2 separate regions of the Mus musculus genome follow, and region 1 is linked to region 2. Evidence: chromatin contacts called from ENCODE Hi-C data. All regions are on one chromosome and are shown on one strand. The core of a region is the stretch at or near the end of the contact, and the rest is flanking DNA. Distances in the headings are between cores, read along the strand shown.

The links. Hi-C counts contacts between places; a loop is a spot of excess contacts on that map.
Region 1: a map of T-helper 17 cell shows a loop between it and region 2 (2.8-fold over the local background). The contact joins the enhancer-like site here to the promoter of Plac8 in region 2. A Hi-C loop is called at or near these places in 2 of 37 maps with a recorded cell type or tissue (T-helper 17 cell and left cerebral cortex).

Annotation. Positions count from the first base shown.
Region 1 is chr5:100,906,329-100,912,254 of GRCm38, reverse strand. Gm36793 (predicted gene, 36793) reads left to right here. Exons shown (of 3, transcript NR_168093.1): 2 at 208-643; 3 at 1,864-2,255. Among named protein-coding and RNA genes, the nearest start is that of Gm36740, 3.9 kb to the left of the region's middle. Within about 2 kb of position 2,399, at least 1 of the 3 ENCODE cell types and tissues checked has a DNase peak (open chromatin) inside an H3K27ac peak, as active enhancers do.
Region 2 is chr5:100,569,656-100,575,967 of GRCm38, reverse strand. It overlaps Plac8 (placenta-specific 8), which reads left to right and starts at 3,763. Exons shown (of 5, transcript NM_139198.3): 1 at 3,763-3,823.

The DNA.
Region 1 (5,926 bases), core at 1,150-3,649, 340 kb before region 2:
ATTTTGCTACTTTTATGAACCGTATCATACCTATTTTTTGGAGATAGAGGTTTGTCGTAGGGGTCGCGAGCCACAGGTTGTGAACTGCCACTCTGGAGCGACTCAGCTAGCTACTGAATGGAATGGCGGTGAGGGCTACAGGTGTCCAGACTTGGATCTTCATGTGTGTGCAGCAAGCATTCTTAACCACTGAGCTATGTCTTCCAGCCCCATGAAAGATATTTTGATAGGAGAATCCTGTTGTGTGTAGAGGAGGCAACGAAGTTTCAGTTGTCACCAGAGAAGCCGACAGAAAAGTGAAAATGGGGAACATAGATGAGAATCGATCCAGTAGGAGGCGCTGTTGAGAGGGACGGCGATGATGAAGAAAGGCCGCAAATAGGAAAAGTCAGCGGTGAAATTGTAGAAGAAAAATAACTGAAGCGCAGAAGTCCGCAACCGCATCTCCGCCGAGCTCCACTTCTCACGTGAAAATGAAAATAATGATTTACTTGAGGGCTTGGTGGGCCTGCTCTGCTAATAAGGACTTTTGTACCTAGAAAGAATGAGAGGCAGATGATGCAGTTGGCCGCACTCCAGCTCTGTGGTCCAGCAGATCCGGTGAAGGCAGCGGCTGAGGAAGCTTTCTCTTCCAGGAAAGCACGTGAGTCTCTTGGCTTTGGTAGAAAGCCCATTACTGAGGACTAAGGAGAGAATCTGTCACTCAGATGTTCTGAACTCAGAGTTCTCGAAAACATCTTCTGTCTTCTGTTGTGGTTCATAAAAGAGGGGGATAGAGCCAGGTAAGGTGGGGTGGGAGGGGGTGCCTCGGCGGGCCCATACTGAGACATGCCTTCCCCCCTGAGGTACCAGCCATACAACAGGTATAGTAGAGAATAAAGTTTATTTAGGCGTGGGAAGGGAAGTTGAGAAGTGGGTCGAGACAGAGACGGGGGGGGGGGGGGAAGCCCCCTATTTTACCAAGCCAGGCCTACCTGGCTGTTGCCAGGTAACTGTTGGGCAGGGCATAGAAGGAACACTAACACCTTCATGCATACCTAAGGCTCTGCCCCTATTCGAGCACAGCACCTAGGCTACAGCCAACCAACCCATCACAAGAAGGAGCCAGGGCTCAAAACCCTCACTCACCCATTTGGAGCCTGGTCTCATCCTCTAGTTCATGGGCTGGAAACAGCTAAGCAAGAGGAGAGAGAGAACACAAGATTGCCAGCAGACAACCTGAGTTTGCCAACGCTGGGATAGTCGGAGCACTCGAATAGGAAAATATTTCTGTCTTGCGCAGAAAACATTTTTCCCCAAATGACCAAAGAATGCATGCATATGTGAATGAGCATCTGTAGGGTTCTTGCTCAGAAAGATAGCATTATAGGGCAGGTGACTGATCCAAAACTTACATTGATCTGTTACCACAAGACACGCTCCCTAAAGTTCACCCATAAACTGCAGAACAAAATCTTCTGTACCAGAAAGTATTGCAACATGTAAGAAAACTAACTCATCTTTGGCTCACTCCATAGGAGAGAACTTGTGCCTGGTATGATAAACACAGTCAAAACTCCATGACAGTTTAGGTCCTAGGGGAGAAACTACAGTAGCAAAATGCTGCTGCCTCCTCCTCCTCCTCCACTTCCTCCTCCTCCTCCTCCTCTTCCTCCTCCTCCTCCTCCTCCTTCTCCTTTCATATATGAGTACACTGTAGCTGTCTTCAGACACACCAGAAGAGGGCATCAGATCCCATTACAGATGGTTGTGACCACCATGTGGTTGCTGGGAATTGAGCTCAGGACTTTGGAAAGACTGCTCTTAAAGCCAACTCGCCAGCCCAGCCAACTGGCTTCTAAATATCTGTGTACACTCTCACAGACAAAGGCTGCCGGGCCATAATCAGAGAAGCCTTGCTTTACGATGAACAGAGGTGAAAGCAGAGACACAGGGCTGCACAGGATCCCGAGAGTGAGTGACTGACAGCTGATGGATCAGCCCTGGACAAGAGATTTCCACCAACCTCTTATGGCCCAGAGACTGTATTCTCTTAGTAGAATGGAAAGTTTGGCTTAAGGACTTGACTTACTCATAGTCCGTGAAACTGAATTTCCTTTTAGTGATGTAATGAACTATTTGACAAGATCACGTCAAAAAATGGCATCAGTTCTGGGAACCAAGCGCTTCTTGCTCTAAAACACATCTAAGAATAATCCACAGAGATACTTGAAATAAGTCTATTCTTTAAAAAAAAAAATCTAATTTGGACATCACTTCAGTGAGCGTTGTGCCTTTCTTAGTCGAGTGACTTTTGCTGCCGAGAGACACATGACTGCAGCTCAGGACGACCTCCGCAAGTGTTTAAAATAGCAAGCCGGAACGAACAGAGCAGAGGAACCTGAGCCAGGCATGCGCTGAAGGAGTCACTATAAATAGGAGAGAGAGAATGGAGGGAAAAGGTTGAAGGCACGGCCAAAATGCTTCTATTTAATCCAGACCAGCTCCCAGGGCACAGTGAGGAAACGGGCTCTTTCCTTCATCACTTTAAAATACTCATCTTATGTATTAGCATGGCTGCGTGTGAATGGACGCATGCGCACAGAGGCTGGACTCTAGAAATGAATTCTGGCTTGTTACGGGATGCTAGGATCAAGCTCCCATCCTCAGGACTGAGAAGCAAGCAGTTTTACCCACTGACCCATCTCTCCAGACCCTTGTTTCTTACATCATCTTTATTTAAGGCCACCATAGCTCATTCCTCCTCGATTCTGGGTGGTTCTATAAAGTTGAATTCCCTCCTGAAACATGCACCGCTAGCATCCCCACCTTCTTATGCTCCCCTGGAAGGAGAAAAATGTCACCGCAGAACCTCTGTTTCCTGGAACAAAAAGTCGCTGTGAGTTTCTGTTCAAGTGAGTTATCCCTTTTAGGTTCAGATGTGAGAAGCGATGTGTCCCATAGCAGGCTAAGCACTCCGAGCTCAGACAGACGTGTGTTTGGTGCTGAATGTAGAAATTTCCCTCTGGCTGCAAGGCTGTGAGGCAGCAGTGGGAAATATTCAGGGCCTCAGAATTTTTATTGCTGTCTGTCATCTCTCATAGAAAGGGGGTGGGGAGGTAGACTTTGGAAAGTCTTGCTCCAGGCCCTATGGGTTTTCAGAGACTCTCCTTGGCTCTCTGCCCTGCACTGAGCAGAGACGGTGCACTGAACAGCTGCCAGAGAAGCGGGGCGCACCACAGCAGCCCTCGCTGTCCCGCCATTACCCACGCGTTATTCTCAGCATCAGAGAGGAAACTTCCAGAAGCATCCAGGTACAATTGCCTGTCTAGAGTCTGGTTTGATTCAGTTAATATTTAATCTAGTGCGAGGGTTAAAGTTATGCTTTAAGTTTTAATTACCGTGATTAAGAGATCCATAAAACGAAAATGCCTCTAACCTGTAAACTCCACTTGCCCAAGGACAGTTAACTTTCTGGAATGCCAGGGGGCATTTTTATCTACCATGTTGTTCATGGTAGATAACAAGCCAGGTGTTTTCACTTTTGTAAACAACGGTGGTTGCCCCAACTGCACAGGATTCCCTTTATCACAGATAGGCGGGTGGTACAAAGCAGGAAGTACGTTAGGATGCATGCTGGCCCCTGATAGGACGAAGGTGGGAAGTACGCAAACTTGAGGGTTTTGCCTTTATAAACACCAGACTAAAGTATTTGGCAGCCATTTCCTTGGAATTCCAGGTAAGGACCTAACCAGTATCCATTGTCCTGGCCAGTATTTAATAAAATTTGCTTCAAATTTGGCTCAAAAAAAATGTGGTAATGGTCCTTTTCTCACCCAGTGGGATTGACACTAGCTTAATAGTTTTATTTTTTTTTAAAGATTTATTTACTTATTTACGCATATGAGTACATGTATGTAGCTGTCTTCAGACACACCAGAAGAGGGCATCAGATCCCATTACAGATGGTTGTGAGCCACTATGTGGTTGCTGGGAACTGAACTCATGACCTCTGGAAGAGCAGTTGGTGCTCTTAACCACTGAGCTATCTCTCCAGCCCAGCTTAATGGTTTTATATTTCCCAAAAGTTACTCCAAGTGAGATATTTACATTTTTTAAATGTTCAACAAAATCTGTAGTAGGTGTTTTGTGTTTTGTGTTTTAAAGATAAGACTGGGTCCCACAATTTAGCAAGGAAATCCTACAAATTAAAGTCCCTGCTTTAAGGTTGGGTTTAATCTTTGTTTTGTAGAGCTCTTGGGCTTTCTATTGTACAGCAGAGAATCAAAGGAGTTACAGAGCATGTGAATAGGCACAGGGCATTTCAAGCCCTATCCCCAGTCCATCTGAAGTACTGTAGTATCTAAATCAGGTCTGTGGTATGTCTCTAAAACCCCAGCGGTTGGGAAGGAGGCAGCTTCACCAGGAGTTCACAGTCTCTCTCTCTCAGGTATGCACTGAGCTAGGGAACAGCCTACGATGCAGAAGACCCTGTCCAAAAGGATGAGAGTGGGGGCAGGAATCATGTTCTGGAGTTTTATGGAGGATTACATCTTGTAGGAAAGAACTCTACAGCAAATCAGAAAGGAAAAGTATGTCCGGAAGAAGAAAAGTCAAGGAGTACAGGAGTATGACAGTTAATATTAACAGGATCTAGAATCACTCAAGAAACAGAGCTCTGGGTGTGTTGATGAAGGATTTTCAAGACGCAATTAGTTGAGGTGAAAGGGCCTGCCCGAACTCTAAGCACCATTTAATTTATTTGTCTGTGGTCCCAACCTGTGATGGCTGCTCTTATGTCAGTTTGGCACACAAAAATGGTTATCTGAAAGGAGAGAACCTTAGTTGAGAAAATGCCTCTATAAGATCCAGCTGTGAGCCATTTTTTTTAAATTACAGATTGATGGGGGAAGGACCCAGCCCATCATGGGTGGCTCCATCCCTAGATCTAGGTCCTAGGTTCTATAAGAAAGCAAGCTGAGCAAGCCATGGGGAGCAAGCCAGTAAGCAGCACCCTCCATGGCCTCTGCGTCATCTCCTGCCTCCAGGTCTGTACTCGCTCTGCTTTGGATGATGAACTGTTCTATGGAACTGTGAGTGAAATTAACCCTTGCCTCCCCAACGTTGCTTTGGTCCTGATGCTTCACCACAGCACTGGTAACCCTGACTAAGACTAAGTAAACCCTGACTAATACTAAGTAAACCCTGACTAATACTAAGTAAAAAGGAGAAAGCAAACCGAATGCAGGCCTTCATCTCCAGACTGTCTATACAATGTAACAGCTGCCTTACATTCCCGCAGCCAGGCCTCCTCAATAACGGATGATGGTACCTTCAAAGGAGAGCCAAAAGAAGCCCTCCATCCCTGACACTGCTTCTGTAGGGTATTTCTCTTCAATGCAGTGAGAAAAGTAAGTGGTGCCGGGTGTACAACACTCAAGCATGTGCATTGTGTGCACTAGACGTGTATCTTCACAAAACCATCTGCTTTAGGCTGATTTAATTTGCATCGCCCCATAGGTGTGAGTCCTCTTCTGTCTGGACTAAATGAGTGAGTGATTTGAATATACATGGAAACTCTGAGGCTGCTCTGGCTTCCAGTACTGAAGAATAAAGAATATCATACGGTGTCACCGGAAGGGGTCTCTTTTACTCTCCCCTTGCATCCATGTTGGCCTTGTTTCTGGAAAATGCTGTCCTGGTGGCAGTAAAGATCAGTCTCAGCATCTCTGGGCCATCACCCAGAGATACAGAAGAAACGAGAACCAAGACTCCACGTCTCCTTGGGAAAGAATCCTTGGGAAAGAATCTGCCTGAGGCACATGGATTGTGTTTCCAATCTTAGGCAAAAAAAAAAAAAAAAAAAAAAACACCTAATCAGCCAGCCAGGGCTCATGTGCCAGCCTTTGTGGAAGTAAGTGCTATTACCCCATAGTGTGGCACAGCC
Region 2 (6,312 bases), core at 2,514-5,013:
ACATGGGTGGATTCATGGGCTACACGTGATAACGTAGAAAAGGTATTCTAGTAAGTTGTCTTCTGACACCCACTTTAGCTCCATGACTTGCCTGCACAGACACACACACTCACAGACACACACACGCACACAGACACACAAATGCACACAGGCACACACGTATGCACAGACTCTTACAGATACACACACATGCACACAGATAAACACACAGATACACGCACATGCACAGATTCACACACACACAAACACACACATGCACACAGACACACACAAATGCACACAAATATACATACAAACACACACATGCACACAGACACATACATGCACACAGATACACACACAAATGCACACAAATATACATACAAACACACTCATGCACACAGGCACACACATGTACACAGACACACACAGAGACACACACACATACACACACATCTCAAGCACAATAAACGAATGAATGAATGAATGAATGAATGAATGAATGAATGAATGAATAATAAAACTTTTTAAAAAGTAGATCAGTTTGCCGGGCATGGTGGCACACGCCTTTAATCCCAGCACTAGGGAGGCAGAGGCAGGCAGATTTCTGAGTTCGAGGCCAGCCTGGTCTACAAAGTGAGTTCCAGGACAGCCAGAGCTATACAGAGAAACCCTGTCTCGAAAAAAAACAAAAAAGTAGATCAGTCATTTCAAAATCACTTTGTAGATCAGTCATTTCAAAATCACTTTTCCTGTAGGGTTGAAGGCAAGTGTGCTGTGTATTAGCCAATTTCCCATCAATGCTCAGTAAAAACGTTCCTCAGAACTTGTGAAATGGTTGATTTTGCCTGCCAGAAAGAATCACCTTCCTTTAGACCTGATGTCACATTTCACAGCCCATGCTGGCCTCCAGGCTCCTTGGGTACCTGTTATGCATTCCAAAGTCCACTCCAGCATCCTGACTCTTCTCACCTCCTCCTCTACACTGAACATCCGGGCTGCTTCAGTTCACAGGCTCCCTCCTCTGGCCATGGTCAGTCAGCTTCTTTTTGGACTCTTGAAATGCCTCTGGCTGCTCTCTCTCTCTCTCTCTCTCTCCTTACCCCTCTCTCTTTCTGTCTCTAATTTTATATGATTGGCATTTTTCCTGCATATATGTCTGTGAAAGGGTATTGGATCTCCTGGAAGTAGAGTTACAGGCAGCCACCATGTGGATGTTGGGAATTGAACCTGGGCCCTCTGGAAGAGCAGCCAGTGCTCTTAACCACTTGGAGCCAGCTCTCTAGCCCTGTAGCCTCTTACCTACATCTTATGGATGGAGCAACCATTTCAGTTTCCTTTACTTCCTGGCCCTCACGGTGACAACTTCCTGAGGAAACTAGAGAAGGAAGTAGGATTTACTTCCTAGTTGTTTCTGAAGTCTGAGTCCATGGTTGGCTGGCTCTGTCGTCCTGGTCTGCTGTGAGGCAGGACATTTTGGTGGTGGAAGTCTGACGGATGAAACTGATGACCTCTGATAACCCAGAAGGAAAAAGATCGTGATGTCTTGGGGCTGAGTGGCCTTCCAAGAAGCACCTCCGTGACACATTTTCTTCAAACAGGTCTCACTGTCTAGTTTCCATCACCTCTCAATAACCAAATTATGAATCTGCCAATGAATTAACTCATTGATTAAGTCAGAGGCTCAGGGACCAAACACTCTCCGACAGCCCAGCTTCTGACCCTTGCATTAGAGACCAAGCCTTCAACAGCACAGCAGCACCAGTGTGGGGGTGCACAGCACTTCACAGCTACACTGCAGGAAGGATGTTCCTAATGCTGTTCTTCAGGTTGACGAGAGTCTCCCCTGTTGGGAAAACAGGGCTCCTTCAAAGTTCACTTTGGTAGTTCTGGGGAGTCTTGTATAGAAAGCTAGTATTTTTTTTTCTTTTAAAAATAAAAGGCCTTCTATAAATTTTACTGCTTAATAAAACTGCTTAGAAATGGAACATTCCCTGGGCTGGAGAGATGGCTCAGTGGTTAAGAGCACTGACTGCTCTTCCAAAGGTCCTAAGTTCAATTCCCAGCAACCACATGGTGGTTCACAACCATCTGTAATAGGATCTGATGCCCTCTTCTGGTGTGTCTGAAGACAGCTACAGTGTACTCATATACATAAAATAAATAAATCTTAAAAAGAAAGGAAGAGAGAGAGGTAGAACATTCCCAACCTACCTGTCACTCACTCCAAGGTTACTAGGACATGGCAGTGCTAAACTGTGTGGCAAGGATGTGCACCAGTGTGTGGCAGGGAGTTCCATTTCATCCAGTGTCTAGCTGCCACCAAGTAAGTCTGTGCCTCAATCAAGTAGAGGCAATAATACCACCCTTCAGGATCATAAGGCAAATATTTTAAAAAGCATTAAGAACCATGCCTACGGGCCCAGGAGTCAAAGGCACTTGCAGCTAAAACCGGATCCTTGAGCTGGAGAGATGGTCCAGCAGTTAAGAATGCTGGCTGCTCTGCCAGAGAGCGGATGTGGTTCCCAGCACCCACATGGTGGTTAATAGCCATCTGTAACTTCAGTGTTACAGAGGTTCAGTTGGGGGATCCAACACCTTCTTCTGGCCTCTGTGGGCATCAGGCACACATGTACATACACGGTGCACAGGCACGCACACAAGCAAAACACACCTACACACATAAAACTAAATTTAATTTTTTTTTTAAAGAGTGGGAGAAAAAAATACTGACAATCTCAGTTTGACCCCTGGAATCTACAAAATGCATACATACATACATACATACATACATACATACATACATACATACTGATACAGAGGCTCATAACTGTAATCCCAGAACTCCTACGAGAGACTGGGTGGGGGGTGGAGGCAGGAGAATTGCTTGGAAGCTCACAGCTGTGCAGCACAGTGGGAACAAGAGACAAGGCAGCTTCAACAGGAGGAGAGAAGAGACTTCCCAAAGCTGTCCTCCTGTCCCCTGACCTCCACATGCCTGCTGTGATCCTCAGATGCTGACATGTATGTTCAGACACACACCACAGAGAGATGGGGTGGGAGAAGGTGATGGTGATGACAACTACGACAGATAAAAAATAAAATAATAAAAATCACGCCTAACATAAAGCATAACATAACATAACTAACATAAAGTGTTCAGTCTGTTACAGAAACCAAAGCAATATAGCAATATTGGGGGACAGAGGTAGGTCAATAATAGAGCTCTCACCTAAAATGCACTGGCCCTGGGTTCAGTCCCTAATGCCTCAGGGAGGAAAAGAAAGGGGGGGGGGGAGGAAGAAAAGACGGAGGAGAAAGATCTGATCAGAAGCCCGGCATGGTGGTGCATGTCTTTAATCCCAGCCACAGGAGGCAGAGGCAGATGGGTCTCTGAGAGTTTGAGACCATCCTACAAACTGAGCTCTGGGATAGCCAGAACTCTAGAGAGACACACTCAAGGACAGTCTGAGCGGGCCTGGAACTCCAGGTCCCCAAGTGCCTTCTGGTTTCTTAGGTTAAAAGAGGAAAATAAGGTGTGAGACTCGGAGAGCTTTGTCAGGCAGGTAGCTAATCAGGGGAACCACACCCTCTCCTTTCCACCGAGACCTTAGAGGTTAGCCCTTGGAATTGTAAGGAGGAAAACCCTATTTGGTAAGAGATGGCTTTTGGTGCCTGGATTACCACAGCCAATCAGAGCACAGGACATTGCTCTTTGTACTCCAGCCCACCCCTACCCCACCCTCCACGGGGTTGATACCTCCTCCTTTCCTCGGAGTCTCTCTATTTGTAGTAAGACTCAACCCCAGACCACAGGACCGGTTCTGCCCAACCCTTTTGAACTGTAAGTATTTGTTAGGAAGTCTTTAAATCTAGGGGTCTTTCCTTTCAAAGTTTTATCTTATTCCTAACGTCGTTTGAGATTACGCTGAAAGATCATTGTTTTCTTCACTAATTGCTTTAACTTTAGTAATTTTTAGTGGAACTCAGCAATTAGGGGTCAGGCTTGCTAAACGTCATGCTTTGAGCATCTCAGTTGGGATCCTCTGGGCTCTGGGGCACCGTTCTCATGCCCACTGCTTGCTTTCGGGGAGGGCATGTTGTGTGCTGGATTTCCTAACTAGATCTTCTCTCTCTCTCTCTCTCTCTCTCTCTCTCTCTCTCTCTCTCTCTCTAAGTGATCTAGTTTCTTTATACATAATATATATATATATATATATATATATATATATATATTTGTTTAAACTACCTGGAGATTTTTATAGGTTTAGTCAGTGGGATTTCTGTAGATTTATTAGTTTGTAAAGTTTGGGAATCCTTAGGAGTTCTCACTATGAAAGCAAAACTCCAACTGCTCTGGGGGTTTGATCAGTACTCACTAACGCTCCTAGAGAAACACTCACATCTCACGTTGGGCAGCTCACGAGACTGAAGAACACTGAATCTTCATATCAGTGTATAATAGAAGGACTTCAGGCATATGTTGCTTAGAACCTGGCTTTATCGATATTAACAAGATTTATTAATATAACTAGTGCCATGTAACATAATTTTATTAAGCTGGTGTAGTCTCCTTCTAGAGAGTGGTGTGTTCTGAGGCAGAAATATAGGCACAAGAATGAGTCTAAGACTAATAGATAAAATTAAGATATTCAACTGTGAGCCAAATCCTACAAGATTTCCTGGTAGGGGCCAGTCCTTGCCAAGGAATCTCAGAAGGAAGGTATTTATCATGTTGCCTTTCTAAGCCCGTCGACTTAGAGTCCTGTTTCTGTCTCCTCCTCGCCTCTATTTTTTTTTTCTTTTTTCTTTTTTCTTGAGTGGTCCTCACCAGTTTCTATTACTTTCCTATTGCGCGTTTAAGGATGCATGCGGCAGAGCTCTGCCCCCACCGTCAGGAAACTACAGATTTCTCCTTGGCCCAAAACAACTCTATCGCAAGACTTTTTATGCACACAGCTGGGTCAATTCATGTTTTCTAATGGACTTGGAGTTATTTGTAACAGACAAAGCAAAGAGCCAGAGGTTGCAAGGTCTGCAAGTCACTGGGTGGGCGTCTCCACCATCAAGGGGTCCGTCCTGCATCACCAGCAGATAAGAACCATGAGCTGAGTTTGCACGTGCTCTGCAGACGTGGGAGGCTCAGGCAGGGGTTGGGGGGGGGGGGGGTGGAATCTGTCAGCCTGGGGAAAGGAGCACTAGTCACCAAAGCAGCCACATTCCTTTGTGCAGCACACAGGGGCTGCAGCGCAGAAAACTGACGATTACAATCTCCCAGACCCTAGGCTAATTACAGCTTTCCAGAATAGTGACCAGGAATCTGCTTTGCCGGCAAGCTTTCCAAAATGCTTTTGAGACGGGCCTGGGCAAAAATGAAGTTAGTCTAAAGAGATACTGACATCTCATAGTCTTACTCTTCAACTATTATAGCAACAGACCCTAAAGAAATGGGACTGTCTCAGGAGTCTCAGGAGAAGGAAAAGCCTCTGGTCAGAGGAGGGACTTGTCCTGCAGGAAAGGATCCCACGGAGTTCTGCAACTTGTCAGACCACCTTACAGGATGCGGCTGAAGCCACGTGATGCTTACCTGAGCAGATCCCCGCCTTCAGTTTAAGCCTTAATCTCAGACCCCAAATTCAGTACCAGTCTTCACATAAGATAAAATCTGAGGACTGCGGAACCGGCCCAAACATAAAGTCACAGAACACTCCTAGAAACACAGCACAACCTTAGGCAGATGCCGGGCAGTTTGGGGTTCCTCTTTTTTTTTTAAATCCCTTTACTTCCTGGTGACTTTTTTTTTTTTTTTTTTTTTTTTTTTCGAGACAGGGTTTCTCTGTGTAACCCTGGCTGTCCTGGAACGCACTCTGTAGACCAGACAGGCCTCGAACTCAGAAATCCGCCTGCCTCTGCTGGGATTAAAGGCATGCGCCACCACACCACACCCGGTCTTCTTGTGACTTTTAATTTGAGATGACTAAGGTTAAACTTTTGATGGAAGCATTGGGGAAAAAAAAAAGAAACAAGAACAAAAACAAAACGGGTTTAGGGTTAGTTTGCATTGCATTTTACGTTTTATTATAATTTCCAACAGAAGAGGGATTGTGACCGCATCACGGGGCTGCCGTAAGAGTGCACGGAGTGAGTTTTTGCGGACTTCTGGTGTTTTGTTGTTAGTTCTTCTGTTGGTTGGTTTTGGTGGCATCATACCGAGGATCAGGGGCAGGGAAAGGGCGGTGGGCACGCGCATGCTCAGCATGGACTCCCCTGTGCCTGTTGGCTCTTCAACTGTGGAGGAGGTGTTTCTTCTATGAGAAACCGCGCAGGCTAGAC